Regions from separate parts of the Homo sapiens genome. Here region 2 is linked to region 1. A link is a loop called in an ENCODE intact Hi-C map of the cell type or tissue named here. Cell type or tissue: dorsolateral prefrontal cortex. All regions are shown on one strand. Links, peaks and the distances in the headings refer to the core of each region. The heading gives the core; the rest is flanking DNA.

Evidence for each region. Peaks named below come from ENCODE experiments on the same cell type or tissue, not always from the same donor. Only the 100,000 strongest peaks of a DNase experiment are listed, where the experiment ranks them.
Region 2: it touches region 1 in a loop (2.3-fold over the local background); 15 of 110 quality-filtered maps call a loop at or near these places.

Annotation. Positions count from the first base shown.
Region 1 is chr5:67,313,663-67,316,579 of GRCh38, forward strand. No RefSeq gene overlaps it. Among named protein-coding and RNA genes, the nearest start is that of TILRLS, 47 kb to the left of the region's middle. In dorsolateral prefrontal cortex, for the core only: no CTCF peak of the experiment used is centred there; a DNase peak (open chromatin) is centred at 1,579; H3K4me3 peaks cover 702 bases; H3K27ac peaks cover 2,500 bases.
Region 2 is chr5:67,267,148-67,270,064 of GRCh38, forward strand. TILRLS (TCL1A interacting lncRNA, retroperitoneal liposarcoma associated) reads left to right here and starts at 875. Exons shown (of 3, transcript NR_186086.1): 1 at 875-1,026; 2 at 2,146-2,389. In dorsolateral prefrontal cortex, for the core only: a CTCF peak has its summit at 1,289; DNase peaks (open chromatin) are centred at 782, 1,294 and 1,494; H3K4me3 peaks cover 1,743 bases; H3K27ac peaks cover 2,500 bases.

The DNA of each region.
Region 1 (2,917 bases), core at 290-2,789:
CCTGGCAAAGATTTCATAATGAAGATGCCAAAAGCAATTGCAACCAAAACGAAAATTGACAAATGGGACCTAATTAAAGAACTTCTCCACAGCAAAAGAAACTATCAACAGAGTAAGCAGACAATCTACAGAATTGGAGAAAATATTTGCAAACTGTGCATCTGACAAAGGTCTAATATCCAGAATCTATAAGGAATGTAAACAAATTTACAAGCAAAAACCAAACAACCCCAGTAAACAGTGGGTAAAGAACATGAACACTTTTCAAAAGAAGACATTCATGCAGCCAAGAAGCATATGAACCAATGCTCAATATCACTAATCATTAGAGAAATGCAAATCAAAACCACAATGAGATATCATCTCACATCAGTTAGATTGGTTATTATTAAAATGCAACAGATACTGGCAAGGCTGTGGAGAAAAGGGAATGCTTATACACTGCTAGTGGGAATACGAATTAGTTCAGCCACTATGGAAAGCAGTTTGGAGATTTCTGAAAGAACTTGAAGCAGGCCAACCATTTGACCCAGCAATCCCATTATTGGGTATATACCCCAAGGAATATAAATCATTCTGCTATAAAGACACATGCATGTGTAAGTTTGTTGCAGCACTATTCACAATAGCAAAACATGAAATTAACCTAAATGCCCATCAATGGTAGACTGGATAAAGGACATGTGGTACATATATGCCATGGAATACTATGCAGTCATAAAGAAGAACAAGATCTTGTTCTTTGCAGCAATACGGATGGAACTGGAGGCCAGTGTCCTAAGCAAACTAATGCAGGAATAGAAACAAAATACCACGTGTTCTTTCCTATAAGTGGGAGATAAACATTGAATACACACGGTCACAAAGAAGAAAACAATAGACATTGGGACCTACTTAAAGGTAGAGGATGGGAGGAGAGTGAGGATCAAAAAACTACGTATTGGGTACTATGCTTATTACCTGGGTGATGAAACAAATGTGTACACCAATCCCCTGTGGCACACAATTTATCTATATAACAAACCTGCCTATGTACCCCTAAAACTAATATAAAAGTTGAAAAAAAGAACATTAAAAAAACAGATTTTTAGAGTGTCTAGCTTCTTTAGAAAACATCTATTCATTGTCAAATGTCTGTCAGTCTGTTGGGTACTAATAATATAATCCTATAACTTACAAGGATGTCAGGCAAAAAGCTGGCTAAGCAACTAGGGAATCAGCTCAATTGACAGATGTGTTCATACTGCCTATAAGCCTCTGAAAAGTCAATGAATCCAATATGTGATTCAGAAATTAGAATTAATTTTTTTTAAAAATGTGGCTTTTATGCATAATGATTTTTCATTTTCTTCTTCTGGAACATGGAGGGAATGGACAACCTAATGACTCCGCCTTTCATATCCAAGCCATCTCTAGCTATGCTGGAGGACTTTTCACCAGCCAGAGAATTCAGTTTGCATGTGATGTGGCTGGGGAGCCTGTTGAGGCTGCTCTCAGCTTGGTGCAGAGGATTGGGTTTAGCCTACTCTCAGCACAAGGGCCAGTTATTCAGGCCTCACTGTTGGCAAAGCAGCAAATTGCTCTTTTGTGGGGCTTGGGGAAGTCACAATTGGTTGTCTGTTTCTTGATGGACACAATAAAGGGACAGAGCAGCTCCATCTCCCTGAGCCCAGTACAAGAATTCACACACTTTGCCTCCTGCCTCCAGCTCTCCCACTAAGGGGCTCTCCCTGCAGAGTCAGTCAGCCAACCCTCTGTGACTCAGCTCCTTCCTTTGCAAAGTGGGCATGGTCGGATTTATTCAGGAGCCGTGAGGCATGCTTAAAAATGCCTTCAAAATGCCAGCTCCTGCAGATTATTCTGTGATTTGTGAACTGGCAAAAAGGTTGGGGAATTTCCCTTTGTTGGGTGTAGGTCTTGGCTTTCTGTGCGGAAGTGGGGCTGGCTGGCATAGAATTCCTTTGATTTCTTCTACTTCCTCTTGGGACATGGGTCACACGGAAGGCGGCCCTATCCTTGGCTGTCAGAACCCCATAAGCCCAACCATATCCTAGGCCTCTCCTTGTCTCCTCTTGTTTCTCATACAAACTCACTTCTAACTCTCAAAGGATTTGAACAGATGGTTTACATAGAGGAAATGTAGTAAATGAAACATTATATGGAAGAAATACGTAGCCTTGAAAATAGAGGAAATGAAAATGAAAGCAACTTGAATTACCAATAATTGTAACTGATCCAACCCAATAGGCTAAAGGGACACATGCCCATTAATTGCTTTGTTAGAGGCTCTCTGTTGTTCTAGTCTTCTGAGCAGTCATCCGCCATGGTGTAATAAAAGTTACACACACACTTTGAGGAACATATTACAAAAATGAAAAAGAATGATTATTTAAAAATGCCCATAGCAATGAGGTGTACTGATTAATACATTAAAAAGGGGCCAGGCCTAGTGGCTCATGCCTATAATCCTAGCACTTTGGGGGGCCAAGGAAGGAGGATAGCTTGAACACAGGAGTTCAAGACCAGCCTGGGCAAGAGAGTGAGATCCCATCTCGACAAAAATTTAAAAAATTAGCCAGGCGTGGTGGTGCTTAACTGTAATCCTAGCTTGGAAGACTGAGGCAGGAGGATAGCTTGAGCCCAGAAAGTCAAGGCTGCAGTGAGCTATGGTTATACCACTGCACTCCAGCCTGGGCAACAGAGTGAGATTCTATCTGAAAACACAAAACAAAAAAAAACATATATTTAAAAAAAGGAACAATAACCCAATGAGCCATTGTCTCTGGTAGGAGGTTGTCACCTTCATAAGATATATCGAAACAGAAAAACAGATAAAATTACTGTTACATACAATTACTGAAATGTTAACATATAAGTTCAGGGAATTACATGATATATATGACATAATATTTATTGA
Region 2 (2,917 bases), core at 330-2,829, 46 kb before region 1:
ATGAGGGAGAAATTATGGAATGACCAGGAATTTGAAAGAAATTCATTGTCACTTGAGGGGGAGTGTGAGTCGTATAAGATAACGCAGTGGTATGTCTGCAGGTATGCTTGTTAAACATTTACCAGCATATCCCTGAAGATGAGGTTTGGAAGGTGGACAAAAAACCAGATCATGAAGATGTTGCATGTCATGCTCAGGAGGCTGAGTTTTATCCTGAAAGCCATGGAGAGCTATTGGACCATTTAGGGTAGAGGCACGCTCAGATTTAGGTTTAGAAAGATAACTCAGAGAATGGACAAGATTGGCATCAGGGAGACAAACTGACAGGCAGCTGCGGTGGTCAGGCCAGAGCTATTGAGGGTGGTGGCATTGGGGTGGAGGCAAAACATTCAAGAGATGCTAAGGGTGTATCATCAACAGGGCCCAGTGGCCAAGTTGGATATGCATGGTGATAAAGGGGGAGACCTGGTCTTTTCTGGCTTGGGCAACTGTGGGGATAGCAGACACATGCCTCAAGTTAGAGGATATGGAAAGATAAGCAGGCTATGGGCATGAGGATTATGAGGAGCTCTGTCTAAACTTGTTTTATCTCATATTTGGCATTTACTATATTTTTTGTTGTATTTTGTTACTCATCCTTTTAGGTGGACTCTGATCCTTCTGAGGTCCTGGATCAGATTAACCAACGTGGGTATGCCCCGCACCTTTCACTCATTACCACCCCTCAAAAGGTCACTTTGCCAAACATGAGTACATGGCCCCCACGCTAAGCCTGTGAGCAGCTGCAAGCCATATCATCTGCACAGTTGAGCACGGCAGGAACTTTGAACCAGGACCCAATTTCACCCTGAGGATGTGCTTCTCCTCTGAGGGGAGCAAAGCCCCTGGCTTGACCTGGCTCCCTTCTGGGAGGGAGGACCACGTCTCAATTTGACAGCAGGAGGCTGTAGGTCAGTGGGGTGATGACCTGGCCCTGGGAGACCTGCTCTTTCTCTCAGCAGAACCCCATAAATCCTTCAAAAGGAAGTAAGTAATTCCCTCGGGATCAAGAGAGCCCTCCGCATTCTTGAAATAAATGAAGGCAAAATGTACAGGGATTTCTGAGAAAAGTAAATGTGGTGTGAGCATGATCCCTGGGTGTTACTATGCACAGAAAAGGCTTTTTTTTTTTTTTTTTCCCCTCTCCTGAATGGTGTTCTTTGCTCTCAAGTGAACTCATGCACTGGATTTGGTCCAAGTACATTTTGTTTCTTGATTTCCAGCCAGGCTTCTCTCAGTTGTGATGCATTCTCTTCTTTGCTTCCCTCCTTCCCCAGTCCTGTTCTCTCTTTTTATAATGCTTTCAACTTTTCCATGTGACTGAACCAACACAGAGGAAAACCCACCAGCTTAGGTAGGGCTTCCACAAGAGTGGGGCCAGAGGGACTTCTTTGTGAACGGCCAGCCCCTCACGCAGCCCCGGCCTGCACGGCGAGGTTTGTCTGAGGCAGCTGAAGCAGAAAGCATTTGAACTCTGCCCTCTACCAAATGATTTCCAGATGTGTAAACCCCAGCCTCCCGCTGCACTCTGACTGTAGCCCTGCCAACGTACATCTGCAGATTCCTAGTGCACAGGAAACTTGAAAGAGTATCTTTACAACATCTGCTGTCTTTTCCCAGCTCTCCCTCTCTGCCTTCTCGGACTTTGCCCCGTATTTTATATCCTCTCTTCAACAAATCCATTAGAGAACTGCTGCACAGCCCTTCTTGGCTCACAGATGCCAGCTGTCTGTTTCACCCCAGAGCCTGTTCTTGGCTCTCTCAAGCACCACTAGAATCATTGACCGAAGCACCACTAGAATCATTAAAGAAGCTTATTGGGCTCATGGAGGGGAAAAAAAGGACCAAGTTTTCTCCATTGGATTGGTGCCAGTCTACAAGCTGCAAAGGGAGATTTAGCCATAAGGAGGTCAGAGCAGAGCCCTAAAGATGGAAACACGAGTTTGCATGGAGAGTTTGCCTGCTATACCTGAGAGAAGGTGAGGTCTGCTTATAGGGGGAACTTTTTTCCATGGACATTCAGTTTCTTGGAACAAACAAGGCAGGCTTCTGTAAAATGGGAAGTATTGATGTACAGAATGAGTTCCTTGCCTTCCCCTTCCCTAGGGCATGCTACCCATCAAGCTAAGAGGCCAGAAGAAGATCTTTTTATAATGTAACTCAAAGGAGGGGAGAAAAGAGCCAGAGACCCTTTTAGCATAATGGAGCAGATGATTTTTACTAAGGCGTGCACTCTCACCAGGGAAATGGCTTGATTGCTGTGTAAATAGATGCTTGACCTTCATCCTGCCATTCATCCATATGGACCCTAAACGCTCTCCAGCTCTATCCTAGGGGACATGGAATGGAGGCAAGTGTCAAAATCTTGGCAAGGAAAAGAGGGTGCACTATAGAAGGGAGCAGAGAATTGAATGGGCCTATGAGCTCAGGAGCCTTGGGGAGGAACAGTTATAGGTGAGAGGCCCCCACCTACATGGGACCTATGCCCTAAGCATGCAGGCCTACCTGGGAGGCAGTGAGCTAGCTGGGTTAGGGAAAACTGTTCCTTATTGCCACCCATGGTGGGTCTAGTGTGGCTTAAGAGGTGATTTTCTGGTCCCTGGTAAGACCGTCTCACCCTCTTATCTGCAGGACATAATAGTAAGTGGGTGACATTTATATTTTCGGCTTCAATAGTCCCAAACACTTTAGACAGACTGAGGCTCTCAGATGAAGCCCTATGACTTGGCTGACTTGCTGCCACAGTAGCCTCCCTATTTACAAAAACAAAATCCACCAAAACACATTGGCCTTGTACTTCAAGCAGGAAATATAAGAAAAACAAGGGGAAGAGATAAAGCAGGTTTTGGAATTCCTTTCCTTCACCCATATCTTTCCT